4 separate regions of the Mus musculus genome follow, and all the other regions are linked to region 4. The links are chromatin loops, found by intact Hi-C in ENCODE. Cell type or tissue: left cerebral cortex. All regions are shown on one strand.

Region 1 (8,000 bases), 200 kb before region 4:
TTTGAAGCCCACCCTTGGGATGGATCCCAAGTTGAGCCTATTACTGGTAGTCCTTTCCTTAAGTCTTTACACCATTTTCATCCCTGCATTTCTTTTAGACAGGAACAACTCTGGTTCAAACATTTTGAAGGTGGATTGATGTTCCCATGACTCCACTGGGGGTCCTGTCTCACTATTGCAGGTGGTCTCTGCAGGTTTCATCTCCCCACTATTAGGTATTTTGTCTAAGGTCACACCCACGGAGGTCAAGGCCCCCATGGAAGATTTAGAGGAATGATCTATGGAGATGAAGGGGATGGCAATCCCATAGAAAAACCAACATTGTGAACTCACCTGGAATTCTAGGAGCTCCCAGAGACTAAGCCTCCAACCAAAAAGCATACAGGGGTTGATCTGAGGCCCCAGACACATATGGATTGTAAGACTGCCTTGTCTGGCCTCAGTAGAAGATAATGCACCTAATCCTGTACAAACTTGATGTCCCAGGGAAGAGGGATATCAGAAGAAGGTCGGCAGTAAAGCACCCTCTCAAAGGTAAAGGGGAAGTGGTAAAGAACTCTCAGAGTGGGGTCAGGAGGGGGCATCATTTGAGATGTAAATAATTAATTTAAAAAGGAAGGAACTATGCATGCATCATTGGCTGTGTAAGTTTCATTTTAATACAAAGGGTTAAGGTTTCTAATAGAGGGATTTGAAGGTAATTTGAAGATATATTTGTAGACACTGCATAGTAACAGTAGCTTTTACTTATCTAGTCACTTTCAAATATTATAAACATGTTAGTACTAGGAATATAGCCACTTTTAAGAATAGCAAATAAGTTTTCTGTTTTCATTTTATTTTCAGAGTTTGAATATTGAGTATTGAGTTTGCTCTCAATTCTCATAGTCTATAGGTATTGGACACATGCTTTTTAATACTGTAGGCAGTAGGTCTCATTTGTTTAATTCCCTCCTCATTCCTAGATTAGGCTCATATCCTTAATGAATTTCTCCATTACTACTCCATTGTTCAGGTGATCTGTACAAAATGGAGAAAGGCTCTGAATGTAATTACCTAAAAAATAGTTTCATTACATTAACTTTATTTAACAATTTTGTTGGCTACCATTATAGAAAAATCACTTTGTTCTCTAGTAAGTACTAAGACAACATAAGTTATAAAATTCAGTTAAACAAACAATATATAAAGTGCAGAGGCATCTAATTTTATTGTAGGTGAGTCACAACACTGTATCTTGGAAGAAAAATAGTAGGATAAAATAGGAATGACTCGAGGAAAACAAAACGAAGGATATTGTTTTTTGATAAACAATGAATAGAGACTGGGATCCACTCATCAACTTGCTGATTCCCTCATTAGAAGAATAAATAAATAAGCCACTGTTTCAAGTCTGAAAGCTATATGCTTTTAATGCCAGGATTTGTAATGCGAAGTCCAAGAGGATTTTTTTTTTTCCTATGTGGTAAATTACACTCTCTTGTGTGCCATATGTGCGGAGGCAATTTGTTAATAGATTTTAATGGGAAACAAAATAAGAACAGAAATATTCTTCATTGATTATATTTTCCTCCTCGGTTACCATTTGCTTATTTGTTTGTTTATTGTATAAAAGGTTATTTTTGTTCCTAAGTCTGCTGATTTTAGTTTAGTTTAGGCTTTACTGCTAAGCACAATTAAGTTCAAATCTTAAAGTGCTCAAACTTGCAGTATTACTCTGACTCTGTCTGACATCGTACACTCTGACAGAATCAAATATAGTGTGTGCAGGTATTGAAGCCTGCCCAGTCCTGCTAACCAGACAGTCATCTTGAAAATGTAACATTAACATGGCACCTTTCAGAATGTTTGGGAATTATGATCTGTTGAGGAAGAGGTGAATAATAATGAACTTTTATGCTATCTCTTGTCCTTATGAATTCACAGAGAGAGAGAGGGAGGAAGAGGGAGAGAATAGGGTTATTTTAATATTGGATGAATATATATGAGCATACTTGTATTCATGAAAACATACATACAGACATACATACCTGTCACCATTAAATATATGACTAAAATTATAGAAAGACAGTTGCCATGTATGTGTGTACTTTTATACCTGTTTGAATGCTGTACCTCCAGAAGGTATGACAAACAAAATGAAGATTCTCACCGATCTTAGTCAGACCAAACTCTCAGAATTGGCTGGGCTTTTAGGGCATGTGCTTCAGCTAAGCATGAATAGTTCCCTAGGAACCTATCTGACTGCATCCTGTCTATTCTCCCAGAAGTTCTAGCTCAAGTCTCACAGTCTGTCTAGTGACCAAGACCTCCACCTCTCCTTGCAATCCTTATACTTTCAGGCTTAGCTTGGGTCATGAAGCTCATTCACTAGCCCAGTCCACAGAATGCCCTGATCTGCTCTGTCCTCAGACTCTGAGGTCAAACACATATAAGTAAGTTTATGCAAACCTATATGGGAGTCACCCACATTTACTATCATGGCTGCAATGCAATTAAAAACATTCCTGTCCAAAATGTACTGAAGGAATGACCCATTTACTGTTCATCCTTGATCTGAAATCAACCAAGCTCAGGCAACAACAGGTAGAGAAACAAAGTTCCACTAGGTGGAAGCAACTGTAATCACATATCAGACACATGACACAGAAAAGAAGTTCATATGTACTTCAAAACACTTCAAAAACACAAACATTATGAAAAGCCAAGAGAGCATGCTCCCCACAAGCCCCTAGTAGTATAGAAATATTCTTCAATAATAATTATCTAGATCAAACCAAGCACAATATTTGAAAGAACAATTACAGACGTACTAAAGAATTCAAAGACTTTAAAGAAGCCATTTCATAAAAAGCTCTAGAAACACAAAGAATATAGAAATAAATCCAGAATGAAGAAAAAAAACCCAACAATATATGACTGAATAAAAAGATGGGAAGAGTTTTGGGCTTAAAATTTGAATTCAATAAAAATATAGAAATACTTAAGATAGTATAAATTGAAGTGAAAATTGAATGAAAAAATCTCAATAACCAATTAGAAAATGTTCAGGAAAAAGACTTATCAGTAGAACTGATCAAACATAAAAAGGTAGATAATTAATGCATAAAATAAAATGAAGGCATTAGATTAATCAAAAATATGAAGAAAAGTCATCAAATGAATTTGCAGGTTGGTATTTTTATTTTTTATTAAATGTAAGTTAAAATTTTTCTAACACTTGCTGGTTTACACTCAGCTTTATTCCCATCAGTGGAATCTGACTTTGCTTCATTAACAGTCAGGATTACATGAAGAAATTGGGCTCTAATTCTCAAGAAAATTTTCTTATGACAACATAAGCCTTTTGCTTTCTTAGTGATGTCCATTAATAGGAGTTTAACTTACCTAACATATATTCAGTGTACTATGGTTGTAATAAAATGTATTATAGCAGTTAATTGTGTTTATGCCAATTAAAGTTGGGAGTTTGCATGAGTTCTCTGGAGGTTTCACCATTGCTTTGTACAGTTCTTATACCAGGAACTGCTTTTACATTAGGTCACAAGATGTATCTTTCATGCTAAATCCAGGGTTAAAAATCAGAAGTGCATCTCTAAAACTGTGTTGGTTGTGCTGCTCTTGTGGTCTGCATGGTAGGCCACAGGAACACACTAAAATCTTTATAGAGGAGTAATGCTTTTAAAAGCATTTTAAAAGATACCCAATCAAAGGTATTTCTATAAGGTGGTCCTCTCAGAAGAGCACAGGCCTCAGAAGCAACAGAGCTTCTATAACAGGTTCTTATGAGCTTACATCTGCAATAAAGAGTTGTGATCTCCAGTCCTCAGTGGAATTAGCCTGACAGAGGAGACCTTGCCTCCAGGGAGTGCTCTGACCCCCCAGGACTTAGGAGAGATCACCATTTCCTCCTGCATCTCTCTAAAGCACTCAGGAGAGCAAGGACACAGAAGCAAGAGAGCTTCTGAAACAGGGTCCTATAGGCCTACATCTGCAGCCAGGAGGTGGAGCTGTTCCACAGACCTCTGTGCAGTGTTCTTGCCAGGAGGGAGCTGGTCTCCCAGGAGTGTTGACACAGGCTTACAGACTCACAGAGGAACAAGCTCCAGCCACAGACAGCTAGAACATCTAACACCAGAGATTACCAGATGAAGAAAGGCAAGTTTAATAATTTACCAACAGAAAATAAGACTACTTGGCATCATCACAACCCAGTACTCCCATCACAGTTAGTCATGGATGCCCCAACACACCGGATAAAGCAAGATTCAGATTTAGAATCATATCTCATGATGTTGGTAGAGGATTTTAAGAAGGACATTAATAACTCCCATAAAGAAATACAGGAGAACACAGATAAACAGAAGTCCTTAAAGATGAAACACAAAAATCCCTTAAAGAATTACAGGAGAACACAATAAAAAAGGTGAATAAATTTAAAAAAAAAGTAAAAAAAATAAAAAACATTCATGATCCAAAAATGGAAGTAGAAACAATAAAGAAATCAAAAAGGGAGACAACTCTGGATGTAGAAATTCTAGGAAAAATATCAGGAGCCATAGATGCAAGTATCACAAGCAGATTACAAAATATACAAGAGATCTCAAATGCAGAAGATTCCATAGAAAACATGGACACAACAAGCAAAGAAAGTGCAAAATGCAAAATGCAAAAAAAAAAAAAAAAAAAATCCTATCTCAAAATATCCAGGAACTACAGGACACAATGAGAAGACCAAACCTAAAGATAATAGGTATAGATGAGAATGAAGATTTTCAACTTAAAAGGCTAATAAATATCTTCAACAAAATTATAGAAGAAAACTTCCCTAACCTAAAAAAAGAGATGCCCATGAACATATAAGAAGCCTACAGAATTCCAAATAGACTGTACCAGAAAAGAAATTCTTCCTGACACATAATAATTAAAACACCAAATACACTAAACAAAGATAGAATAGTAAAACCAGTAAGAGAAAAATGTCAAGTAAGATATAAATGCAGACCTATTAGAATTACACCAGACTTCTCACCAGAGACTACGAAAGCCTAAAGAGATGTCATACAGAACATGAGAGAACAAAACTGCCAGCTAAGGCTACTAAACTCAGCAAAACTCTCAATTAACATAGATGGAGAAACCAAAGCATTCCATGGCAAAATCAAATTAACACAATATCTTTCCACAAATCCAGCCCTTCAAAGGATAATAAAGGAAAAACTTCAACACAAGGAAGGAATCTATACCCTAGAAAAAGCAAGACAGTAATCTTTCTTTTTTTTTTTCCATTTTTTATTAGGTATTTAGCTCATTTACATTTCCAATGCTATACCAAAAGTCCCCCATACCCACCCACCCCCACTCCCCTACCCACCCACTCCCCCTTTTTGGCCCTGGCATTCTCCTGTACTGGGGCATATAAAATTTGCAAGTCCAATGGGCCTTTCTTTCCAGTGATGGCCGACTAGGCCATCTTTGGATACATATGAAGCTAGAGTCAAGAGCTCCGGGGTACTGGTTAGTTCATAATGTTGTTCCACCTATAGGGTTGCAGATCCCTTTAGCTCCTTGGCTACTTTCTCTAGCTCCTCCATTGGGAGCCCTGTGATCCATCCATTAGCTGACTGTGAGCATCCACTTCTGTGTTTGCTAGGCCCCGGCATAGTCTCACAAGAGACAGCTACATCTGGGTCCTTTCAATAAAATCTTGCTAGTGTATGCAATGGTGTCAGCGTTTGGATGCTGATTATGGGGTGGATCCCTGGATATGGCAGACTCTACATGGTCCATCCTTTCATCTCAGCTCCAAACTTTGTCTCTGTAACTCCTTCCATGGGTGTTTTGTTCCCAATTCTAAGGAGGGGCATAGTGTCCACACTTCACTCTTCATTCTTCTTGAGTTTCATGTGTTTAGCAAATTGTATCTTATATCTTGGGTATCCTAGGTTTGGGGCTAATATCCACTTATCAGTGAGTACATATTGTGTGAGTTCCTTTGTGAATGTGTTACCTCACTCAGGATGATGCCCTCCAGGTCCATCCATTTGGCTAGGAATTTCATAAATTCATTCTTTTTAATAGCTGAGTAGTACTCCATTGTGTAGACGTACCACATTTTCTGTATCCATTCTTCTGTTGAGGGGCATCTGGGTTCTTTCCAGCTTCTGGGTATTATAAATAAGGCTGCTATGAACATAGTGGAGCATGTGTCCTTCTTACCAGTTGGGGCATCTTCTGGATATATGCCCAGGAGAGGTATTGCTGGATCCTCCGGTAGTACTATGTCCAATTTTCTGAGGAACCGCCAGACTGATTTCCAGAGTGGTTGTACAAGCCTGCAATCCCACCAACAATGAAGGAGTGTTCCTCTTTCTCCACATCCACGCCAGCATCTGCTGTCACCTGAATTTTTTATCTTAGTCATTCTGACTGGTGTGAGGTGGAATCTCAGGGTTGTTTTGATTTGCATTTCCCTGATGATTAAGGATGTTGAACATTTTTTCAGGTGCTTCTCTGCCATTCGGTATTCCTCAGGTGAGAATTCTTTGTTCAGTTCTGAGCCCCATTTTTTAATGGGGTTATTTGATTTTCTGAAGTCCACCTTCTTGAGTTCTTTATATATGTTGGATATTAGTCCCCTATCTGATTTAGGATAGGTAAAGATCCTTTCCCAATCTGTTGGTGGTCTTTTTGTCTTATTGACGGTGTCTTTTGCCTTGCAGAAACTTTGGAGTTTCATTAGGTCCCATTTGTCAATTCTCGATCTTACAGTACAAGCCATTGCTGTTCTGTTCAGGAATTTTTCCCCTGTGCCCATATCTTCAAGGCTTTTCCCCACTTTCTCCTCTATAAGTTTCAGTGTCTCTGGTTTTATGTGAAGTTCCTTGATCCACTTAGATTTAACTTTAGTACAAGGAGATAAGTATGGATCGATTTGCATTCTTCTACACAATAACAACCAGTTGTACCAGCACCAATTGTTGAAAATGCTGTCTTTCTTCCACTGGATGGTTTTAGCTCTCTTGTCGAAGATCAAGTGACCATAGGTGTGTGGGTTCATTTCTGGGTCTTCAATTCTATTCCATTGGTCTACTTGTCTGTCTCTATACCAGTACCATGCAGTTTTTATCACAATTGCTCTGTAGTAAAGATTTAGGTCAGGCATGGTGATTCCACCAGAGGTTCTTTTATCCTTGAGAAGACTTTTTGCTATCCTAGGTTTTTTGTTATTCCAGATGAATTTGCAAATTTCTCCTTCTAATTCGTTGAAGAATTGAGTTGGAATTTTGATAGGGATTTCATTGAATCTGTAGATTGCTTTTGGCAAGATAGCCATTTTTACAATGTTGATCCTGCCAGTCCATGAGCATGGGAGATTTTTCCATCTTCTGAGATCTTCTTTAATTTCTTTCTTCAGAGATTTGAAGTTTTTAATCATACAGCTCTTTCACTTCCTTAGTTAGAGTCACGCCAAGATATTTTATATTATTTGTGACTATTAAGAAGGGTGTTGTTTCCCTAATTTCTTTCTCAGCCTGTTTATTCTTTGTATAGACAGTAATCTTTCAACAAACCTAAAAGAAGATAGCCACAAGAGCAGAATTCCACCTCTAAAAACAAAAATAACAGAAAGTAGCAATTACTTTTTGTTAATATCTCTTAATATCAATGGGCTCAATTCCTCAATAAAAAGATATAAGGATTGAAAACAATTTTCCAAGCAATGTTCCCAAGAAACAAATTGGAGTAGCCATCCTAATATCGAATAAAATCTACTTTTAACCTGAAGTTATCAAAAAAGACACGGAGGGGCACTTCATATACATGAAAGGTAAAAATCTACCAAGATCAACTCTCAACTCTGAATATCTGTGCGCCAAATGCAAGGGCATTCACTTTCATTAAAGAAACTTTAGTAAAGCTCAAAACACACATTGCACCATACACATTAATAATGGAAGACTTCAACACCTCTCTGTCATTAATGAACAGATCCTGGA
Region 2 (8,000 bases), 310 kb before region 4:
CTAGCTTGGTAGTCATGGGTTCTATAAGTAAGCAAGCTGAGCAAGCCAGGGGTAGCAAGCCAATAAGAAATCCCGAACCCCACCAGCATGGCCTCCACATCAGCTCCTGCTTCCTGGCCTGCTTGAGTTCCAGCCATGACTTCCTTTAGTGAGAAACAGCAATGTGGAAGTGTAAGCTGAATAAACCCTTTCCTTCCCAACTTGTTTCTTGGTCATGATGTTTTGTCCAGGAATACAAACGTTGACTAAGTCAAAGAGACTATACAATACTACCCCGTAGTTTAGTAAGAAATGAGTAATGATGATTTTAAGAGATATATTTCCTCGGTTCTATATTATGTTTAAATTTAAATTTGCTTCCTATTTCATAGAACAACTTACTGCTGTATCAAGAGATAACAGAAATGTCACTGAAGTTTTGACTGTTTAAAAATTTAGAATAAATTTAAAATAGATGTAAAAACTCTCTAACCAGTTAATTCTATCTAACAATTCTAAGTACTGATAAAAATGAATTGCTTGGGTGAGCTTTCCAATGTGAGTAGCACAAGGCAAACCTTTAGTTTTCAAAATATTTAAGACCAGAAACCATGCAAGGAAACAGTTTTATCTCCTCATCCAAACCAGGATTAAGATATAATTAGTTTTGTCATTGCATTGATAACCACTTAGACAGTAATTATATTTTACTATAATAATGATTTTAAAGCTAAAAATATTAACAAGATATGGATGCTTAATCTAGGCATATAAACTTAAAAACATCTGTCTCTTGCTCTCTAGAAATATCAAAATGTAAGTTACACAAATAGGTTTGGCTAAGAATTTTAGAAGGGATGTAACACTCCGAAGTTGGAACATTGTTGTAACACTTTAGATAATTTCTCCACATCTCTGAATTACATGTTCTTTCAAGAGAACTCTTCTCAGGCACAAAACAACTCATGTATAAGCAAAGAAGCAAATGCTGTACACACACTATAAAATGATTTTTATACAACTCTCTGCTTATGAGTGTTACGTAACATATGCTCAAGAGCTAGTGTTTATTTGGCAACTGGAGTGGGGTATCAAAGCAAATTCAGATTTTACAAGCAACACAGATTATAATGTATTTAGTAGAGAAACCAGTATAGCAGAGTTAAGTGTCTGCTTTCCCTGGCAGCTGCTCTTCCTTCAGGAGGGCTCTAATATGTCAGCTAGTGTAAGATTGTTCAGACCAGTACCCAGAGGCAATCAGTAATGTCCACCGATTCTGAGTGTAGGAGGTATTGAACTGGTTCAACTTCGGACAAGGATATTTTATTCAGTGAAACACAATTGATTATAAAATTGAAAGAACATTTTTTACTTTCTGTTTACGTAATTTCCTTAGAGAACTTAGAATCATAATTTATTTATTTACATATTTTAATTCTTGCATATATGTATGTGTGTGAGTTCCTGTGGAGGCCAGTCAAGAGTATTAGTTCCTTGATGCTGCTTCCAGGTTGTAGTTAATTGCTTGACATAGGTGTTGGGCAATAGGTGCCTATAACTACTAAGACAGCTCTCCCTAACAAAGCACAAATAATTTAATCCACACTTTCCATAAAGGCACATACTAAAGACATTAGGATTACATCTATCACACTCAGGTGTCAAAATCTGACATAATAATGATCAAATGGTCTTTAATATTTAATATTAAAACTCATTATCATATTGACTATAGTTAGTTAATATCCATAAAACATCCCCATGTTGCTAAATAAACCCTTTGAAGCTTAAAAAATGATATTTAATTAGAGCAAGTACAATTAAAACAAAAAGTGGAATAGGAGAAATTCTGAATTAACCTATCTTTTAATATTTAAATTTAGACAGTTAAGTAGGTCAGTGGATTCTTAGTATCACACTAAGTTATATTTTCATGTCTAACTCATGAGAAAATGTATTTTCTTATAAGATATATGTATATATAAATTTTTATGGCTGTGCATTATGAAAAACAGAATAAGTATAAAAATAAAATAAAACAGTAATTACCATTTTCTTATTAGATATTTTCTTTATTTACATTTCAAATGTTATCCCCTTTCCTGATTTCCCTTCTGAAAAGCCCCTATCCCCTCCTCCCTCCCCCTGCTTACCAACCCACCCACACCTGATTCCCAGCCTTCCCTACACTGGGGCATCGAGCCTTCTCAGCACCAAGGATCTCTCCTCCCATTGATGTCCCACAAGGCCAACCTCTGCTAAGAATGCAGCTGGAACCACGGATCCCTCCAAGTTGACTCTATGGACGGTGCTTTAGTCCCTGGGATCTCTAGGGGTACTGGTAGGTTCATATTTTTGTTCCTCCTATGAGACTGCAAGCTCTTTGAGCTCCTTTAGTCCTTTCTCTAGCTCCTCCATTGGGGACCTTGTACTCAGTCCAATGGTTGGCTGAGAATATCTACCTCTGTATTTGTCAGGCACTGGCAGAACCTCTCAGGAGACAGCTATATCAGGCTCCTGTCAGCAAGCACTTGTTGGTATCCACAACAGTGAATGGGTTCGGTGACTGTATATGGGATGGTTCCCCAGGTAGGGCCTTCTCTGGGTACATTTTCCTTCAGTGTCTGTTCCACACTTTTTCTCCTCCCATGGGTATTTTGATCCACCTTCTAAGAAGGACCAGAGTATCCATATTTCGGTCTTCCTTCTTTTGAGCTTCATTTGGTCTCTGAATTGTATCTTTGATTTTCTGAGTTTATGAGTTAATATTCACTTATCAGTGAGTGTATACCATGTGTGTTCATTTGAGATTGGGTTACCTCACTAAGGATAATATTTTCTAGTCCCATCCATTTGCCCATGAATGTCATGAATTCCTTGTTTTTAATAGATGAGTAGTATTCCATTTTGTAAATGTATGACATTTTCTGTATCCATTCCTCTGTTGAGGGTCATCTGGGTTCTTTCCAGCTTCTGGCTTTCATAAATAAGGCAGCTATGAACATAGTGGAGCATGTGTCCTCATTACATGTTGAAATATATTCTGGGTATATGCCCAGGAGTGGTAAAGCTGTGTTCTCTGGTAGTAGTATGTCCAATTTTTTTGGAACTGCCAACTGATTTCCAGAGTAGTTGTAACAGCTTGCAACCCCACCAGAAGTGGAGGAGTGTTCCTCTTTCTCCACATCCTTGCCATCATCTGCTGTTTTTTATCTTAGCCATTCTGACTGGTATGAGGTAGAAACTGGTATGAGGGGTTGTTTTGATTTGCATTTCCCTGATGACTAAGGATGTTGAACATTTCTTTAGGTGTTTCTCAGCCAATTGGTATTCCTCAGGTTTAGAATTCTTTGTTTAGCTCTGTTTCCCATTTTTAATAAAGTTGTTTGTTTCTCTGGAGTTTAACTTTTTGAGTTCTTTGTATATATTGGATATTAGCCCTCTATAGGATGTAGGGTTGGTAAAGATCTTTCCCCAATGTGTTGGTTGCTTTTTGTCTTATTGACAGTGTCCTTTGCCTTACAGAAGCTTTGTAATTTTATGAGGTCTCATTTGTAATTTCATGGTCTTAGTTCATAAGCTATTGGTGTTCTGCTCAGGAAATTGCTGTATATTGCTTTTACTATGTCTAGGTATGGGCCTTAAATTCCTGATCTTTCCAAGACTTTTAAAATGAAGAGATGTTGAATGTTTCAAATGCTTTTTCAGCATCAATTGAAATGATCATGTGTTTGTTTGTTTTTTTCCTTGAGTTTGTTTATGTAGTGGATTATCATATATTGAACCATCCCTGCATCTCTGGGATGAAGCCTACTAGATCATGGTGAATGATCGTTTTGCTGTGTTCTTGGATTTCACTGGCAAGAATTTTATTGAGAATCTTTACACTGATATTCATAACAGAATTTTTCGGAAGTTCTCTTTCTTTGTTGGGTCTTTGTCTGGTTTTGATATCGGCGTAATTGTGGATTCATAGGATGAATTGGGTAGTGTTCCTTCTGTTTCTATTTCGTGGAATAGTTTAAGGAATATTGACATTAGGTGTTCTTTGAAGTTCTGATAGAATTCTGCACTAAAATCATCTGGTCCTGTGGGGGAGGTTTGTTGGTTTGGTTTGTTTTTGTTTGTTTGTTTGGTTGGTTGGTTGGTTGGGAGACTTAACGTCTTACACCTATTTCTTTAGGTGTTTTGGGATTTTTTAGATGGTTTATTTGATCCTGATTAACTTTGCTATTTGGTATATGTCTAGAAAATTCTCCATTTCATCCAGATTTTCCAGTTGTGTTGAGTATAGGCTTTTGTAGTAGAATCTGATTGTTTTTTTTGGATTTCTTCGGTTTCTATTGTTATATCTCCCTTTTCATTTCTGATTTTATTAATTTGGATACTGTCTCTGTGCCGTCTGGTTGGTCTGGCTAAAGGTATATCCATCTTTTTTATTTTCTCAAAGAATCAGCTCCTAGTTTGGTTGATTCTCTGTATAGTTCTTTTTGTTTCTACTTGTTTGATTTCAACCCTGAGTTTGATTATTTCCTGCTCTCTAATCCTCTTTGGTTTATTTGCTTCTTTTCTGTTCTAGAGCTTTCAGGTGTCCTGTTTAACTGTGAGGGTATGCACTTTCCAGTTTCGTTTCAGGAGCACTCAGAGCTATGAGTTTTCGCCCTTAATACTGTTTTCATTGTGTCCCATAAGTTTGGGTATGTTGTACCTTCATTTTCATTAAATTCTAAAAAGTCTAATTTCTTTCTTTATTTCTTCTTGATTAATTTATCATTGAGTAGAACATTGTTCAGCTTCCATGTGTATGTGGGATTTCTGTTTTGTTTTGTTTTTTGTTTTTTGCTTTTTTTGTTTGTTTTTGTTTTTTTGGGGGGGTTGTCTTTGGGAGTGTGGCTATTGAAGACCAGCCTTAATCAGTAGTGATCTGATAGGACACATGGAATTATTTTAATCTTCTCATATCTGTTGAGGTCTGTTTTGTGACCAATTATATGGTCAGTTTTGGAGAAGGTACCATGAGATGCTGAGAAGAAGGTATATTTTTTTATTTATGATGAATGTTCTATAGATATCTGTTAAATCCATTTGGTTCATAATTTCTGTTAGTTTCACTGTGTCTCTGTTTAGTTTCTGTTTCCCTGATCTTTCCATTGATGAGAGTGGAGTGTTGACTCCTATAATTATTGTGTGAGTTGCATTATGTTTTTTTTGTTTTTTTGGGTTTTTTTGTTTTTTTATGAATGTATGTGCCCTTGCTTTTGAAGCATGGATGTTTAGAGTTCTTAGTAGAATTTTCCTTTGATGTGTATAAAGTGTCTATTATTATTATTATTATTATTATTATTATTATTATTTTGATGACTTTTGGTTGAAAGTCACTTTTTTTTTCACTTTTTTTTCATGATATTAGAATATCATGAAATATCATTAGAATATCAACTCTAGGTTGTTTCTTGGAACCATTTGCTTGGAAAATGTTTGCCAGCTCTTCCTCTGATTTAGTGTTTGTCTTTGACACTGGGGTGCATTTCCTGTATGCAACAAAATGCTGGGCACTGTTTATGTATCCAGTCTATTAGTCTTTGTTTTTTATTGGGGAATTGAGTCCATTGATGTTAAGAGATATTAAGGAACAGTGGTTGTTGCTTCCTGTTATTTTTATATTTGTGTGGCTATCTTCTCTTGGGTTTGTTGAAAGATTACATTCTTGCTTTTTCTAGGGTATACTTTCTCTTCTTGTGTTTGAGTTTTCCATGTCCTTTGTAGGGCTGGATTTGTGGAAAAATATTATGTAAATTTGGTTTTCTCATGGAATATTTTTGTTTCTCCATCTATGGTAATTGAGAGTTGGGTTGGCATTTTTGTTCGCTTAGGGTCTATATGAGATCTGCCCAGGATCTTCTAGTTTTCATAGTCTCTGGTGAGAAGTCTTGTGTAATTCTAGTTTGTCTGCCTTTATATGTTACTTTACCTTTTTTCCTTACTGCTTTTAATATTCTTTACTTGTTTAGAGCACTTGGTGTTTTGATTATTATGTGACAGGAGGAAGTTCTTTTCCGTTCCAATCTATTTGGAATTCTGTAGGCTTCTTCATGAGCATCTCTTTCTTTAGATTAGGGAAGTTTTCTTCTATAATTTTGTTGAAGATATTTACTGGCTCTTTACTTTGGGAATCTTTACTCTCTTCTATCCCTGTTATCCTTAGGTTTGGTCTTCGCATTGTAATAAATAAATAAATCATGGATTTATGGGTATCTAATTACCATTTCTCTTTTCTCTTTTCTATTTTCTCTTTTCTCTTTTCTCTTTTCTCTTTTCTCTTTTCTCTTCCTTTCTTTCTTTCTTTCTTTCTTTCTTTCTTTCTTTCTTTCTTTCTTTCTTTAACTGTTAAACTATTAGGCCTTCTTGGGCCTAACTGCTTTCTTTTCTTTTCTTTTTTTTTTAAATTTAATACTATTTGTAATTTATTTTTTATACTCCATATTTCATACCTCGCCCTCCCCTCCCACCCTCCACTGCTCAACATCCCACACCTCCTCCCTACCACACACTGTCTCCATGTGGATTCCCCCACCATCCATCCTATCTAACCTCTAAACTCCCTGGGACCTTCAGTCTCTTGAGAGTTAGGTGCATCATCTCTGAATGAACATAGATCTGGAAGTCCTCTACTGTATGTGTGTTGGAAACCTCATATCAGCTGGTGTATGATGTCCTTTTGGTGGTACAGTGTTTGAAAATCTTCAGGGGTCCAGATTAATTAAGACTGCTGGTCCTCCTATAGGATTGTCCTTCTCAAATTCTTTCAGCCTTCCCTAATTCAACAACAGGGGTCAGCTGCTTCTGTCCTTTGGTTGGGTGCAAATATATGTATCTGACTCTTTCAGCTTCTTGTAATTGCACATAAATTACATACATTTAATTTTCAAAGATAAACTCAAAGGTAGAACTATTAATTCATTCCAGGTCATATGAACTGATAAAATGTAATTAAGAGTGACCCCTTCTGAAGCTAACATCACACCTAGAATATTAGGTTATACATTGTGAATATGTATTATGTGTTTTTACTGTAGAAAAGGGTAATGGTTTTTGAGATTCTTACGTTCATAACATAATTTTTCACTTATTTTCCAGGTCTCTTGGTGCATTGTATTGATGACTGACTTAAAAGCTTTTTAAATGGCAATGCCAATTGTATGCTTAAATACCAGCTATGATTTCACTTTGGCATGCTAGGATATGGCTATGACCTTCCAAATGCTTCCATCCTGAATCCTATGTATTCCATAAAAAAATATGTTAATTATAGCTAGTAGAAAGGAGAATGGATTCCGTACAACAGTACCTATCAGTATATTCTTACTTGTGTGATCAGATTCCTCTTTTATTTATTTTGTTCTTTGCTCAGAATTTATAATGTCATCAGAAATCTGTGAATATAGAGAAATGCCACAAATAAGTGATAAGTGCATTTCCTCTAACAGAAAATAGGTGGGAAAAGAAAGAAGTAAAAAAGGACAGCCTCATACAGAACAGCTAAAGATTCCCAACAGTGCTATGACATCAGGAAGAGTAACAACAGTCAGTCAGATACTTTTAAATCAGTTTCCTTAAAATTAGCTTCTGTGTGCAGAGACCTCCATACATGTTGTTCATAAAAAAAAAAAATGGAAATTACTCTGTAAAGGATTGAGGCATGTAGAAAAAGTGACAATTCTACTTAAAATTTATAGTAATTAAGCCAGCAGTGCATCAGTAAAAATAATCTGTGACACAGATAGATATGTAGACATGTGATAAGCTATTTTGTATATGAAATGTATTTCCTAAGCTATACATTTAAAAGGTTATAGTGAGATAAGGAAAAGTTTTATTCTTTTTCTGATATGTAAGTAAAAATGAGCTATAAAGAAGATGGATGATGTAGATGGAAGAGAAAGCGCCCCTCTAAAAGGTTCACCGATACGGAGCCTGCAGATGAGGAGGTGACGGTAAGTAGGATCTCAAGAGGAGAGCAT
Region 3 (8,000 bases), 320 kb before region 4:
CAGTAGTTTCCAGCAGGCATGTTGTGTTGCCTATTCTCTTTGATCTCCAGGTCTTCTTGTCCTCTATAAGCATCTCTTTGTGAAGACTAGAAAACTTTGCCCATTCAACAGTGTAGTAAGAAGTTAGTAAATCTCAGAATGGAAAGATTAAAATGCTGCTGCCATTTTATACTTTCTTAGAAATAATTTGATCAGTGTGAATTCAAAATACAGTTTGAATTAGGCATTGTTACCATAGCAGTGAGGAGAGTCACTCTACCTTGAGAGTTGCTATGCTTTTATGAACTACTTCCACACAGGTGACCATACGTGTCCTCAAGGAGCTGTCTATGGGGCAGTGGAGTAAGATTAGCCTTTGCTCAGTGAAAAGTAAACCCTCATAAAGGAAGCAAGAAAGGGATGGGATTTAGAAAGCACAAAGGAGCCTGCTCAGCAAGCTCTGAAACAGTTACAAAGGCTGACACTAAACTCATATCCAATCATTTCAATCTGACCTCTCATTTAATAGCAGCTAGAGGATGCACTTGATAAAATGGACCTCTGCCAAATTTAAATTAATTGACTTAATTTGAGGCAGAAGTGGTGGTGCAAATCTATAATCCCAGCACCCCAGCAGTGGAAACATGTGTGTAAGTCGATCTTGATTGGTGGTTTAGACCCTGGGAGTTCTGGTTGGTTGACATTGTTGTTCTTCCTATGGGGTTGCAAACACTTTCAGCGCGATAACATTTGAAATTTAAATAAATAAAATAGCCAATAAAAAATGTAAGTGAACCTTGAGGGTAATCTTAAACTCAAAGTGGGATTGAGGTCAGTTTGGGATACCTGTGTGCTGAGTTGACCCTCCCAGTAAGATGAAAGTAAAATTAGAAAGAAAAAAATGGAACCGTGTGTATCATTTAATAACCCCATATAGGAATGTATCTATGAATCACGACTTCAATGAATCTCCAAGAATGTTTTATCCAGGAAACATACAACTAATTTTACATACTTCTTAAAAGTATTGCATCCCTGCTATAATACATATGATTATATTTATCACAGTCTTTTGTTTTGTTTTGTTTTTAATTTACTTAAAAAGACAAGCATTCAACAGCACATTTATAACAAATAAGAGAAAAAAAAGTCACTCTGATTAATGAGCAATGTGTTAACCAGACAAGTCCTCCTTTCGAAGTTTTTATTTTCTTGGTGATAAAAGCAAACACTTGTTTAAAGAATCAGGCTTGCATTTTTACCTGATTCTTTACCTTTTATTAAAAAATAAAACACATTCATTCAACAGTTGTGCTCAGAATAATTGTGATCACCTTTATATTTCTATGGATTAGCATATATGATAAATGTAAAATAAATTTCCTTTTATATTATCTTCCACTGAAGAATCTGAATTATGGGAAAAAATTGTAGCTTTGCCCAATTTTGGCACCTGAACCAAGACTTTTCTTTAGAAGGTTACTTACTTTAGCCTTCTTGGCAATGCTTAATTTGAATAATAAATTGAAATATTACATTGTTCCTTACAACATAATTGTCACTGAAAATAATATCGTGCCTTCAATTGAAAATGTTCAGCTATCCATAAACAGATTTCTGTTTAAATTACAAAATCTAATTTTTATGTGATAGGGTTTTACCTAAGAAACTGTTACGTATTTTGTGTAGATGGTGGTGTGAGACTAGGATGACGGTCAGAGGACAATCTGTGGAAGTCCATTCTCCTCTTTCCACTATTGGTTCCCATTCACTAATTGGTCAGGATTGGCAGGCTTGCTGCCTTTATAGGCTGAGAAATCGCTTGGCCCTGTGAGTTCTGCTTTTGATTTGCTGTATATCAGAGGGCTTGTATATTAGCCTTAGGGAAGGAGAAGGCACTCTTGTGGTCTCTTGCTCTCCCAAGTTTGCCATTTTATTCATGTAACCTTCATGCATGTATATGAAGGTACTATACTCTTATCTCTTAGAAGGTTTCTAAAATCCTAAGTGGAAGTATCAGACACAAAAGAGAAGAGTTTCAAATTTCAATTTCCTCTGTGAATTATCACTGTGCTTTTTCGAAAGAGAAAATAGATTACACAAAGGATTCTTATACGCACTACACATTTAAAACAGTTCCTTTTCCATAGCAAACATCAGAAATACAGTGCTAAGTCCACATTGCATTCATAGACATGCTTCTCTTAAGAGACAGCTGGGAATTACCATAGTGAAAAGAGTCCTTTAAACCTCCACTGAGGGAGGCCCTGTGCCTGGCTCTAGATCCCTCAGCAGGCACAGTGAGAAACTTACTTGGCTTGGTATGTGCTCTTTGAGATGTGGGCCCCTCTGTAACAGAATCAGGAGGGCAGCTAGCTAACTGCAAGGCAGTTGAGTTGTTCCTGTTAGTGTTTTGGGACTCAACATTTGTGACAGCTTCACTCTGCGGCTCAGCACTTGGCTTCGTGCCAGTCTTTCTTTTCTGCTTTTGAGACACAGGCGCACTTGAAGTCCAGGTAGGAGGCAAAGCAGAGGTAGTGGTAGAAGAGTCCTGACTCGAACATGTTTCTGAAGACTGAATTGCATTGTCACTGGCAACTTTACAGCACTGGGCATTCTCTTCATGGCCCATGGCTTGTTTGGACATGGACTGGGGCAGCGTGACACTGCAGCCTTGCATCTGAGCCCCATTAGTCTGAGAATAAACGTTGCTAACCTTCGTGACCTTGTGTTGCCCATTATTGTTACAAACCTTATACCGGATCATTAGTATGATGATGAAAACCAACACGGATGCAACAATGATTCCACCAATGATAATAATCATGGTGCCACCCAAGAACTGGGACTGCATAAAGTGGCAACGGACATAATCCTGTTCCGTAGTAAACTGGATGCAACCCACGACTCTTGTGGCAGTGAGGGAAGTGATGCCATCGTCATAGATGGCCAAGACACACAAGTCATACATAGTTCCAGATGCCAGATTATTGACCAGAAATGTTTTGCTCGTAGGAGGTATCATTCTGAGGGACAATGGAATAGGTGTTAGTATTAGCAACAAAACAACACATATACGCAAAGTCATTATGGCTTTAGGTCTGTCTCCTTCAATCCTCATTAAGATAAGCACATTTACAGCAGATATGAAACATGGAGATGTGAACTGATCTTATATTTACCCAGTTAGAAGAGCCGAAAGCTCATTGTTACAGTTCGCATTATATTAATGGTGCCTGCACCAGGCCGTGACAAGCTTACTAATTACAATGCTTGGCAAAGCAGGACTCCTAATAAAAAGCCATTGCTAAAAAAATCATTTATGACAAATTGCTTTCGAAAGGTGTGACTATGACATTATCTGACTACTAAACAAATCCATTTAGCACTTACAACACCTCTATGGCTGAAAGGCAATTTGAAGGGAGAGAAAACACTGACAATCACATTAGCAACCAGAATGGAATTGTGATTCAGAGCATTTGCTTTCCAAATCAGTAATAAGCTGCTATGGAATGGAACCTGCTGAGGCTGTCTTTACGAACTTCTACTGTTACCAGGATGAACAGATTTTATTTACAGACATCGTGATTTCTTCTGCCTTAGTTTCCAGTTTGTCTTAATGAGTGCGATGTGCATGTGTGAGCAATAACCAGGACACAAAACATTTGGTAAGAGTATGAATTCACTGAGCCAACATATGCCGGTGACAATCTCAATCAAGAGACTTTTTTTTTTTTTTTAATGTTTAGAGAAATCTCTGAAGCCATTCCATAGACATGATTTTTCTGTGTTCCTATTTATTGCTAACTTTTTTCTAAGATGTAACCAAGTACAATTTAAAGTATTATTGTTTTGGAAATAAAGAGTGAAACTAAAATTGTTTCCTGAAAATGAATTATAAATATTTCAAACCATGGTAAAAACTAAAATGGAACACGACATACATAGTGTGCTCTGAATGCAGCAGAAAATTTGCAAGAGCATGTATTCATAACCAAAATCAATGCTGCCAATAAGTCAGTGTATTGTAAATGTTGGATATCAATATATAAACTTTATAAAATGCAATGGATTGGATATTGATGTTCTGAAGATAACATTCACTCTGGTCAGGAATTCAGCAAGGATCTCAGCACCACAAAGAATTTTTTTCTTTGGGATTTTGCCAGTAAAATGTGGACAGAGTTAACACTTATAATGTATGGACAATACAGGAAAGTGGGGTGAGGTCAGTATTTCTCATTGAACAGCAATTGAATATCATCTGTGGAGAGTGTGGAGAGCCTGTGAAACAGCAGTAAACTACATTCTGCTAATACTCATATGTCACAGTGTGCCACCACAACCATTTACTGATGAGAGGGATATTAGAAACCACTTAGCCTAATTGTTCTCATTTTAAAGATGAGGAAATTAAAACTCAATCAGGTAGAACCTGGTCCAAGATTGATTACATAGCTAGCTATTATACTTTTTTTTCCCACTAGTCTACATTTATTTTAAAAAATTAATCTCTTTTCCATACATGAATGAAACACAAATTATTTTCAAGGGTTTAGTTTCTGTATATAAAAACTAAACTTACCCAAAAGGTTATAGGTTTTCAAAACTGTGACTTTAGATCATTTCCTAGGGGTCATAATAATATGTCATGTGTAAAATTATATGGAATAAAAATTGTGAATTTCCAACTGAAAATTGGACAAGATGTGACTATAAATCAATGAGGCTGAACTTTAGAAAAACATACCAGAAACTCATTAGCATATGCAAATTCTCCGTCACTGTCCTGTCCCAGTAGTTGCATACATAACTCCAGTGATACTTTTACTGCTCAAAATATGATGTTTAGCCTCTTTGGAAGTATCTTAAGAACCCATGCACATAAACCAGCATACGCACACATAACTCAACCACTCAAAGCATCAGTCTCAATACTTTATGATTACATCCTATTTATCACCCAAAAGTGGCAATACCCATTTGGTCACCCACCTTATTCACAAGACTTGACTCCAAAAGGCTTTATTTCCAAAATTGAAACTCACCCTCAAAGACGAAGATTTGCCACCACTGAGGATATTCAAAATAGTATGCCGAAGGTTCTAAAGATAACTCCAAAACTGCTTTGAGCAATGGCTGCATCTTTGGGGTAATGGGATAGCCTCCCAACGTGACTTCCTTGAAGGAAAGAACACTCAGGTGGATGTGTAAATTCTGGTATGTTTTTGAAATTTTAAAGTATATCTGTCTTGTATGATAGTCACATCCCTCATACGAGGTTAAAAAAAATAGGCATAGTATTAAATATAAATGTGTACCATTTGAAACAATGCCATTCAAACTTCTTCCCCACATAGACTTATCACTTCATATATGACATTATCCACTAGAAGGCTGGATTGCTACATTTACAGCACAGCATAGCAGTTTCAATTTAGAAACAATACAAAGTCATAGTGCTTAACAAACCCTGCACTGTATTGGTCAGCAAAGATCCATTATGGCTGCATTTGTCTTACCTGTAAACAAGGGTGTCATCATAAGTACCATTGTACTGGATTTGAAACATACGGATTCCGGGAATATTTCTTTGAAAATTAAATTTTAGTAATGCTGTTGACGAAGTTGCTTCTGCCACCACGATTTTATCTTGACTCATTTTTGTATCACCATTACTACTGCTAGCATTCGAGCCTGACTTAGTGGATGTGGAGATATCAGAAGAACCAGGATCAGGCTCATGGATATGATTGGTGCTGTTTAGTAGGTGAGGGAGTTTAATTATGTGAAGATCCACGGTTTGTGTTGCTTCCCCTGCCGGATTGGAAGCAATACAGGTAAAAGCTCCTGTATCTTTTACAGTTGTTATAAGGATGTCAAGTGTCCCGTTATCATACACCAGAGATCGTGTTGCATTTGAAATCAGCTTCCCTTCAGGGGAAATCCAATGAATCGCAGGTTCAGGGTCTCCTCGAGCTTTGCACCTCAGTGTTGCCCTTTGACCCTCCAAGACTCTCATCTCATGTGTATGACGAGTGATGAGCGGAGGCTCACACAAAAACTCTTCCTCAGGAATTGACCAAAAATAACGACCAGTTAAAAGTGCAGGAGAAGCACACGTCTCAAGGTCATCTTCTCGAGACAATCGCCTCAGCCACAGCAACTCACAATTGCAATGCAAGGGGTTTCCACCAAAACTCAATGCAAAAGTCGATGGGCTTATGATTCCTGAGGTGGCCAGCACCTGTGCTCGCTGAAACAGAGGGTCAGGAGGCAGCTTTTGCAGTTTATTTGATGTTACATCTAGCCGAGTCATCTTGTGCAAGTGGGAGAAAGTACCCTTAGGAATGTTGTCAATCATATTGTGATCCAAACTAAGGGTGTGCAAGCTCACCATCTTCTCTACAGCATCCCAGGGAATCGTTTCTAGATTATTATAGGACAGGTCCAGCTCCTCAAGGGCAAAAACATCATCGAAGGCTGTGGAAGAAATTAAAGTCAGCTGATTGTTGTTCAATATCAAATGGTGGAGATTGGAAAGCCCACTGAACATATCATTTGTAATTTTAGTCAATCTGTTGCTATTCAAATGCAGTGCTCTCAAATTTCGTAGATCAGCAAAAGCATGGGGTGTAATAAAACTTATTGTATTCCTGGATAGAGTCAGGTCCACCAAGCTGGTCATATTGGCAAAATCTTTCCTTTTGATATTTGTAACAAAATTGTCTGCCAGCCGTAGCTCCACAGTTCTTCTGTCAATGTTTGGTGGAACAAATAGAAGCCCTTTCTTGGCACAAAGGGTTGCAAGATTTGGAGACAAAATCTGACAGACACAACGCTTTGGACAGATCTGAGCTCGCACAGCTATGCCAATGAGAAACAGGTAAAAAAGGAATTTTTCCATTGTAGATCAGGATTAAGAGCCTGCAAAAAAGATATAAAGGAGAGTTTGAAATTCAATAATTGTATATTTCATTTCTGCACTAGAATATTTTATATAAATAGGATCACAGAAACAGTAGTATTGGTTAATATATCAAATGAGTATTAATATTCTTTGTCTAGTATCTGTGGTAGACACTAAGGAAGAATAATATAACTAGACAGGTTGTAATATTAATTGAAAGAAATTAAAGGATTACTATCTTCTGTAAATTAAGAACCATTCTAAAATATGTCCAAGGTACCTCAAGCAACTTAAATACACATACACACACACACACACACACACACACACACACACACACACACACAGAGAGAGAGAGAGGGAGAGAGAGAGAGAGAGAGAGAGAGAGAGAGATTTGTGCCTGAGATTAGAGAGTTAAGATTTCAGAAAAGAAACAGAAATCTGGTTTAAGACAACTCTTTTTACCCAGTGAGTTCCAGAGATTGTGAGCATATTTACTCAACAGCTACAGAGGCAGGAGTGGAATGTTAGTTGTGGGAATAGTTTATAACTAATAGTTGAATGAGATGTTGTTAAATCCTCACATTCTGGCTCCAAAAGCTGTATCTTAGTCTCAAACGTATAAATGCATATACAAAGTTTTACACAACAAGAGAGAAAATGCTGTAGTATATCACCCAACTTTATTTGAAAATGAACAAAATGTAATTTTTTCTAGGAGCATTACATATTTTTGTGAAAATATTATGCCATAATACTCACTTGTTTCACATATTACTAAATGTAGATATAATGAATAACAATTAGTATTCTCAAATGGTAGGGTTTTGCTTTTGTGGTGATTGCTAGTACTGAACTAGACCTTCAGTGGGGGAACAAAATGTGCAATTAAAAAAACCACAGTTTTCAGGTACTCCCATTCTTTTGCATGATGCTGATAAGTGGAGTAGTAAAGTGAGGTGTGATCTCTCTAGGAGACGTTATCCAAAACATCAACAGGAAGAAAATAATGCAGGTGGTTCATGAGTAGGCAAGTGGAGGAACATAGTTAAATAATGAACTTATTGGTACTCAGTGTACACCAGAGGCAGATATCTAGTATCTCGTA
Region 4 (8,000 bases):
TTTTACTATTATTTTTATATTTACCACTAATATTAATTAATCATTTGATATTTACCAATGCCCAGAAATCTTGTGCTAATAAAATTCTGGATATAGTAGAATTTCTCCCCTTTTGCATGGTATGATTAAAGTCTTCCCAATTCTTTTAATATTGCTTGAATGTGTACATTTGCTCTGTTTTTTTTTTCAAATATAGCAGATGTATTAAATTGTTTAAAAATTAATGAAAACAATTTTTTAAAAATCAAGTGAGAAAAAAATACTTCATTCCAGACAACGAAAGAAGGAAAGAGTTAGTTTTCACGTAGTTAATATGCTTCCAGTAGTACATTGCTTTAATTTGGATAGCCTATAGTTTTGGAGGTGGTGTCACGGAGGTCCAGGAAAATCTATTGTGGAGGCAGCAAATGAGGCTCGGGGTAAGCTTAGCAGGAGACTGTGTGCTGAGCCTGGGGAAAGTCCTTCTTTGGTTTGGAGAGGTCAAAGAAACATGGCCTCTAGAGAGTAAGAATAATGTTCCTTCCTGTGTGGGTAGCACTTCTTAAATGGAGCTGAAAAGGGCAAAGCAAGCACGTTAAGATGAGTAGTGTTGATAGGCTTCTGTTCCTGTTTAAATTCAACACACTAGTTGTGATTGAGGATGTCTTAAAGTCTTTTTTTTTTTTCAAACTTTTCTTAAGAATTCAGAAAGTTTTCCCAACATTTGCTAAAGAACTCTTAACTTTAATCGTTTATCTTACTATATATCCTTTCTAGGGCCTTTTCTGTAGTAAATGTAAAAATAGATTCAATTTTCATTCCAAATTCTGCGATCATGATTCACAGGAATTGTAACACTAATTCTAAGAAACTAAGAAACTCCATTGAAAGTGTTTGCAATGTATTATGTAACTTATTTATTTATTTATACCAAGAATATTCAAAATGAGAACAAGACATAACATGCGATATATTTCTATTTTCAAGAAAGGAAGAAATTGGTCATTTGATATTTCCCGATTTAACCTTGGCAATTCCTATGTAAGGAGATAATTTCCCACCTAACCCTGTAGGTGAAGAAATATGAACTATCAGGCTGCAGAGATGGCTCAGTGGTTAAGAGCACTGACTGCTCTTCCAGAGGTCCTGAGTTCAGTTCCCAGCAACCACATGATGGCCCACAACTATCTGTATTAAGATCCAATGCCCTCTTCTGGTGTGCCTGAAGATAGCTACAGTGTAAATACATAAAATAAATAAATAAATCTGTTTAAAAAAAGAAATATGAACTATCAAAGTCAGTTTTAGATAAATATTAAAAATACTTTATGTAGCTTAAATATTAAAACCTGTCCACCCACTTTACTTGGCTTTGGTGTACTGATAGTCCTTTATATAATCATGTAATTACATTGTAATTTCCCATCACTTGTTACCTATCATTCATAATTACCGTTAAATTATCATATAACACGGTGAAATGCTTTTTGTCAGAGCAGTGTCTGCCAGAGCACCATGAATTTAAAAAAATAAATAATAATTGCTTTAAATTTAGCATCAACTATTTCTGAATAAAATTCTTCTCTATTTATTGAGGGCATCATAATACTGTTTGATTTATGATGATGGAGTACTATTATATGGTTTACCCCTAGCTAAAACAATTTCTATAGTTATAAACAGCACCATCCCTACACCACAGGATCTTTAAAGTATACTTCCTCAGGTTCTAAGACTAAAGGAAAGCATACAAATGAGGGTATAAGCTATGGAGACTGAGTAGGTGGACCCATTCTCAAAACTTCACTGTGTACATGGATCACTGGAATGGCTTAACATACGTTGGTGGTATATCTTAGAGAGCCACACTCATGTGCATAAGGCCTACATTTTAAACATCACTCTTTCATGAACCATAAAGCTTAGAACTATTTTCATTGTATAAAAAAATAAAGGAAAAGAAAAGAAAACCTGAAAAAATCCCAGTATGTTTCATCTCTGAGTAAATAAAATCACTAGAATAAGAAAACAGACTAGCTAGTTTATTCTTTAGAAAATTTCAAGTGAGTTTTCTTCTTCCTCTTACTTCAGTGTTAGCCAAAAAAAAAAAAAAAAAAATGTTTTCAATGCAATTGAAAAAAGACCTGAGTAGTTGTTGTGGAATAGTTTCACTGATGGACAGGAGCCCTGTTAAATAGCTGCAAGTTTCTCATCCTTACCACATAACAGCACAGCAAGAGAGTCAGCAGAAAACATGGTCCTAATTTCACTAGCTAGAAAACTCAGCAAAACCACCAAGCCAAAAGTGCTTCAAGCAGCAGTGCACTGGCTTAAAAGGAAAAAAGGAAATGATGTCCCTTCAGGAAAGATGGAGGTGGGAGTAACATGGGACTGTGCTTAAATACTAGTGACACAAGAAGATAACACTTCAACACCAAAAATCTACTGAATGGCAGGAGAGAACAAAATAATAGCACAAAAAGAAGAAGAGTGGGGCATTCTCTATCAGACACCCTCATCTCTTTTATTTCTCTGGAGAAAGAGGAAAGAAATTACTTTTGGCTGAAATCAGTGAAAGACAAAAATAGATGAACTTTTTTCCTTAAACAAACCTGTCTGTACAGGAGCCTCATATCAAAGCTGAAATGTATGAGAATGCTTCTGTATACATAACGATTTTTAAGAGAGGTTTGCAAAACACAGAATATAGGTCTTGTTCAAGGTCATTCTTTTTAAAAGAGAAAAGGGAAGTCACTGAAAGGATTGATCTAGAAGATGAAATCACATGTCAACTCCTTTCAAGCTGACTCTGCTCGCCCCTGTCCTGTGTGGCCCATAATTCCCAGTTGTTTGTTTGTTTTGTTTTGTTTTCTATTAGAAATGACGAAAAAATGATTGTAAAGTACGAGTTCCTGGCTGGGAAACTCACTCTCAGTGTCATAATCCATCAATGAACAAGAACAGAATAGCTATGCCTAGGGATAATGTCTAACAAGCTGGATAGAAACACCTTAGCCAGCATTAGCCTGCCTTCCTTCCTTCCCTCCCTCCCTCCCTCCCTTCCTCCCTCCCTCCCTCCCTCCTTCCCTCCCTCCCTCCCTCCCTCCCTTCCTTCCTTCCTTCCTTCCTTCCTTCCTTCCTTCCTTCCTTTATTCCTGCCTTCCTTCCTTTATTCCTTCACTCTACTTTAGGAGCTCTATTTCCTCATAACATTTAACCTAACTCCACAAAGGAATGGCCTTTTTAAACCGCAATATTTGTCTGAGCTTCTGAGCATTTAAAACTTGGTTTACAGATTTGTCTGCCTTCCCTGAAGAATGGGTGAACAAATATAGGAACTGACTTGCAAAAGATGAAACCTTAAGTGAGTAAAGGCTAAAGAGAGGTGAAACAGAGATGGGAAAATATGTATTATTCAAGTACTAACATTCTTCACCAGAAATTTTATGTCTGGTCATTCTCACATATGTGATTGGCTTGCAACTTATTATGTTGTCAATATTCCACACAAACTTAGGACAAGAAAAAAAGGCATCTCTCTGATGTTTATCACAGAAGGCAGCATTGTTTGTAGGATTTTTTGAATGATAGAAGATTCCAAATAAATTTACTTAAAAAGAAAAGACATTTGATATGAAATTCTCCTTAATTCTTTCAAATCTTGTTATTTTTAGTTTTTTTTTTTATTTTTTCCTTTATACCTTTTGGGATCTGGGCAATGATACTATTTTATTTTTTTCCTCATTAGACCTCAGACAGTAGAGTATGCATTGTCTTACTGCCTGAGTTGAGTTAACATCTATATCCTTCCTCTGAGTTGAAGTTATACACTAAATCTGTATGAAAAGTGGCTTTCCTAGACTTCATGTTGGAAGTAAAAGATAAGTTGATTACATATGCTACAGTTTTTGTTGTTGTTTTTGTTTTAACTGAAGGCAAAACAGGACTGCAAATGACCTGGTGTCATCTGGAAGAGCAGGAGAAGACAGAAAGAATAGGTATGTCGAAAAAATGCACTTAGCTTCAAGGTTTCAATCCTGATAAACCATGCAATGTTTGAATGTCAAACAATTTTTGTAGCCAGCTTTCATCACATGGTCTTGAATATTCATATATATCGGGAATGAAGGAGAGGGGCTCTAGTCATAATAGATGCTCAAACACCACCGCCCTACTCATCTCCAATCTCCCTTCCTTCAGACTCAGGCAGTCACAGGGGCCACAAGGAGCCCCACTGTCTGCTAGGTGCTAGCTGAGCTCTCCAGCCCCGCCCCATGTAGTGTCAAAGCAGACCTGCCAGCTGCAGTGGTACAGCCCAGCCCCCAAAGCCCGCTGCATTCACGGCCTTGTAGCACCACCACCCTGCAGCAGCAGCAGCAGCAGCAATTCTAGACTCCAGAGAAGGAGTCCGGACGTCAGCGCGCAGGGACAACTAGAGCAGCTACACATTAGCTTGTGATCTGCAAATGCCATCAGATGGATAGCTACAGAAACGGAGGGGATGGAAGACAATCAGGCAGTCTCCCTGCACACCCTAAGCAGCTTTTGCAAACAGAAGACACCACGGACACACTCAGTTCCACCTTCATAGGTCAGTCCCTATCTCTGCCTCCTAGAGCAGGGAACCACTGACCCACCAGGCCAAACTAGCAGGCAGTTCGGGAGGCAGGAGACAAACCAGCACTCCTCAGCTGAAAATTTCAGACCTTCTTCACTCTGGAATTAAACATTGACAAGACTACTTTGGAAGTACCTTTATGTTGTTAATTCAAGCGCCCTCAAGAAGGAAGTGGAATTTTCTGTAGGGAACAAGCAATGGTGGGGGAAGAAGGTAGAATGTACAAGGTACAAGAATAAGGCGCTTCGGAAGTTAACTAAATTTGTTCAGCCTCTTCAAGTGAAGGGAATCTCCATTTTCACATATCAGATCTAGTATGTTAATTAGGCAGTCTTAAATCCAACCTGCTTTTAAATCAAAGCACTAGATGGAATTTTCAAAATACCTATTGTACAAACAAAAACAAACACTGGGGCACAAACCTCTGCCCGTCTCTGAGATAAAGCAGGTGGGGCCAGGGCTGATGTTGTCACTGGGGCTGGGGCTGGGGCTGGGGCTGGGGCTGGAGCTGGGGCTGGGGCTAGGGCTGGGCTGGGTGGTGGCTATTGGTTTTTGGCCTCCTTCTCCTAGACATATAAAAACGACCTCTTTTCATGTATATATTATGCCACCTCAAATCAAAGCCTGGCAGTTAAACACCTAGTCTCAACACACACACACACACACACACACACACACACACACACACACACACACACACGCACACTCGACAATGAATTCCTTTTCATCCTAAGCAAGTCCCAAGAAAACTCCATTTCACATCAAAGTCTCGAGATTCTTAATTCACAACTACTGAAAGGATCTGGGAAGATCCTGCACATCAAGAGAACCTTGGTACAGAGGTTAAGGGGTTTTGGGGAGAAAAAATAAAAGATCTTTGATAGATGTGGGGGGCGGGGAAACAAACACCGGATCTCACTTCAGTATCTGGAGGGTTGGCTACCAAATGGTCCGCAGCAACCATAGCCTGAAGGAAACATGAACCGTTCATCTCTGGCACCTTCAGACAGGTTCAACAAGCCTGGCCCTTTTCAAAAACTATCCTCAGGCTTGATGTATTCATGGATGGATAGATAGATAGATAGATAGATAGATAGATAGATAGATAGACAGACAGATAGATTTCGCTACCACAATAAGTGTCCAGATATAGACTTACATTTTATATACCAGAAACTGCATACCCCGTCACTGAGCAAGCGCTCTTGGATACCCAGCCCTTTCTAATGATTTTCAAAACATTAATAAGTAAAGTAGCCTGCAATGCAGATAAGATGCTAGAAACAAGACCTTAAGGAAAGTGGGTGAGGCAAGTAGTCCTTCATTGTTACCTGGTGCCTCTAGGGGGAAAGACGGTCATAGGAAGACTTTCTGCCGGCAGGTAAGATCCAGGCAAGGTGGCTCCAGGTGGCTTTCACAGTCGTACTGGGGTCTAGCTCATCACTTCGCTGCCCTTTGCCATAGCTCAGCACCCGCATCCTAGGGAGTCAGAGAGGTGGCTCCTGCCCCTGCCTTCGCTGCTCGCAGGTCGCGCTGGGTGGGGAATCAGCGCAAATCGCCCAAACCGGTGGCTCCGCGCCCGGGGAGCGGGCAGAAGCAGGGCGGCCGCGCACACACAGAGACACGCTCACACACACTCACACATTCTCAGCCGGGCGCGCGCGCACTCACACTTGCACAAGCACTCCCAGAACCGCACCGGGAGGGAGAAACAGTTCTGGTCCTTCTCAAGATCCGGTCCGGAAGCCCACCAGCCTACCGGCAAAAAGAGCAGTCGCGTTCTCACATAGCCCTTTGATCACGTTTCCTTCAAGTTCTCCTGCAGCCAAATCCTTGGAATTCAAAAGCTGGTGACATTTCGCTGGGCAGAAAGGGAGTCCTGGAAGGGCTGTGGAAGCGTCGGGGATTCGTTAAGCAGTTTGAAAAGCAATCCTCATTACCTTGTTTGTACAGTAAACCAGCTCGGAGTGCTGAAGTTTGGGCTTCAAATGTTGTGGACAGACACATTCATATTCTTCGGACCAAAACAGGAAAGTCAAGATGCAGGGAATTAATACAGCTGCAAGTCCCTCTCTTGACCTTGCGATGTACCTGGAAGCTCGTTAATACAGCCACTTTCCAAGCCTCTGGATTAAGTGATCCTTACACCTGGGTTCACAGCCCATCAGCCTCCCAGAATCCAGCCTGGAAAACCGGTCTGGGTGTCCTCCATGCTCTGCGAGAACCTGGGCACGGAGGGGCATCTCTGAGTTAACACGTTTGCTTCTGGGCAGTTGGAAAAAAGACTGTCAAATGCATCTGATAGGCGCGCGCACATACACAGGCGCACAAACACACGCATACACACACGCAGCTAGCTGAAAAGAGGCTTACAAAACACTAGAGGAACACCAAGATGACTTGAAAAGGTGGAAAACCTCCAGATTAGTGCCGGGAAAACTGAAGGGCCAGCCGGGAGATTCCAAAAGTCTTCTCAGGTCTTTCAATATTCACATTTCTACGCCTCTCTCTTTCTATTTCTCCTTTCCAGAATGTTTCCTGGATCTGCCCCACCCCCGTCGAGTTGCGCCTTTTTTTTTTCCCCTAAGATAACCGACCACACAACATGAATTACATGGGTGCGTTGTGCCCACAGCTCCACAAAGTCCAGAATCCTAAGGACCAGCTAGCTAAGAAGCCATTCACATCTCACATCTTCAAGGGAAGAAGAAAAGCTCGCAGGCGAACACACACACACACACACACACACACACACACACACACACACACACACACACACACACACACAGCTCCGGCTGCTCTGCACGGGCTCACCACCTCCCTGCGCCGCTGCACACAGCGCGGTGGGCGCCCCTCCCGCTGGCTGAGGCCCTGGGACGAGTCCTCAGCTCAGGCTCAAGGCGGGAAGCTGCAGTCCGGGCAGGCAGCCGCCGCCCCGGCAGGCCTGGGAGAGCCGCTCCCCAGCGTGGTGCGAGCAGGCAACGCCGGCCCAGAGGAGCTGCGCTCCGCGCTGCAGCATGGAGGCGGCGGCGGCGGCGGCGGCGGCGGGCGCGCGGCCGAGAGCCGGTCCCTAGCTGCAGTGACGAGAACGGCCGCACCTCCCAGAACCCTAGAAACAGGAGACACCCCAAGCAGTAGCAGCTGTGCTCTCGGCCTTTGAGACTTCGGGCTGGATGTGTTCAGAGAACCGATTTTCCGCGGGCGCAAGGAGAGGGTTAGCGCCGTGCCTACAAATCCCTAAGCAGAGGAGGCGCGGGGGCGTTGCAGGAAGGGGGGAGGGGAAGCGGTGGAAAACCTGAAGGGAGAAAGCTAACTTCTGGGGCATCCCTCTGTTGGAAATGAACTGCCTGATCTAGTCGCCCACTGACCTGTGAATAAGGGAATAATGATTTAAATTTAAAAA

The links. Hi-C counts contacts between places; a loop is a spot of excess contacts. Peaks named below come from ENCODE experiments on the same cell type or tissue, not always from the same donor. Only the 100,000 strongest peaks of a DNase experiment are listed, where the experiment ranks them.
Region 1: it touches region 4 in a loop (3-fold over the local background); 2 of 42 quality-filtered maps call a loop at or near these places.
Region 2: it touches region 4 in a loop (2.5-fold over the local background); 2 of 42 quality-filtered maps call a loop at or near these places.
Region 3: it touches region 4 in a loop (2.8-fold over the local background); 2 of 42 quality-filtered maps call a loop at or near these places.

The regions. Positions count from the first base shown.
Region 1 is chr12:61,719,371-61,727,370 of GRCm38, reverse strand. The region is part of intron 2 of Lrfn5 (leucine rich repeat and fibronectin type III domain containing 5); the gene reads right to left. Among named protein-coding and RNA genes, the nearest start is that of Lrfn5, 200 kb to the right of the region's middle. In left cerebral cortex, a CTCF peak has its summit at 3,993 (motif pointing right); a DNase peak (open chromatin) is centred at 4,020.
Region 2 is chr12:61,828,721-61,836,720 of GRCm38, reverse strand. All of the region lies in intron 2 of Lrfn5 (leucine rich repeat and fibronectin type III domain containing 5), which reads right to left. Among named protein-coding and RNA genes, the nearest start is that of Lrfn5, 310 kb to the right of the region's middle. In left cerebral cortex, no CTCF peak of the experiment used is centred here; a DNase peak (open chromatin) is centred at 3,102.
Region 3 is chr12:61,838,317-61,846,316 of GRCm38, reverse strand. Lrfn5 (leucine rich repeat and fibronectin type III domain containing 5) reads right to left here. Exons shown (of 6, transcript NM_001310586.1): 3 at 5,505-6,909; 4 at 2,293-3,005. The coding sequence starts at 6,889. Among named protein-coding and RNA genes, the nearest start is that of Lrfn5, 320 kb to the right of the region's middle. In left cerebral cortex, no CTCF peak of the experiment used is centred here; a DNase peak (open chromatin) is centred at 3,516.
Region 4 is chr12:61,522,759-61,530,758 of GRCm38, reverse strand. It overlaps Lrfn5 (leucine rich repeat and fibronectin type III domain containing 5), which reads right to left and starts at 7,592. Exons shown (of 6, transcript NM_001310586.1): 1 at 5,929-7,592. In left cerebral cortex, CTCF peaks have their summits at 4,328, 5,925 and 7,714; DNase peaks (open chromatin) are centred at 6,270, 6,954, 7,206, 7,625 and 3 more places; H3K4me3 peaks cover 4,837 bases; H3K27ac peaks cover 4,182 bases.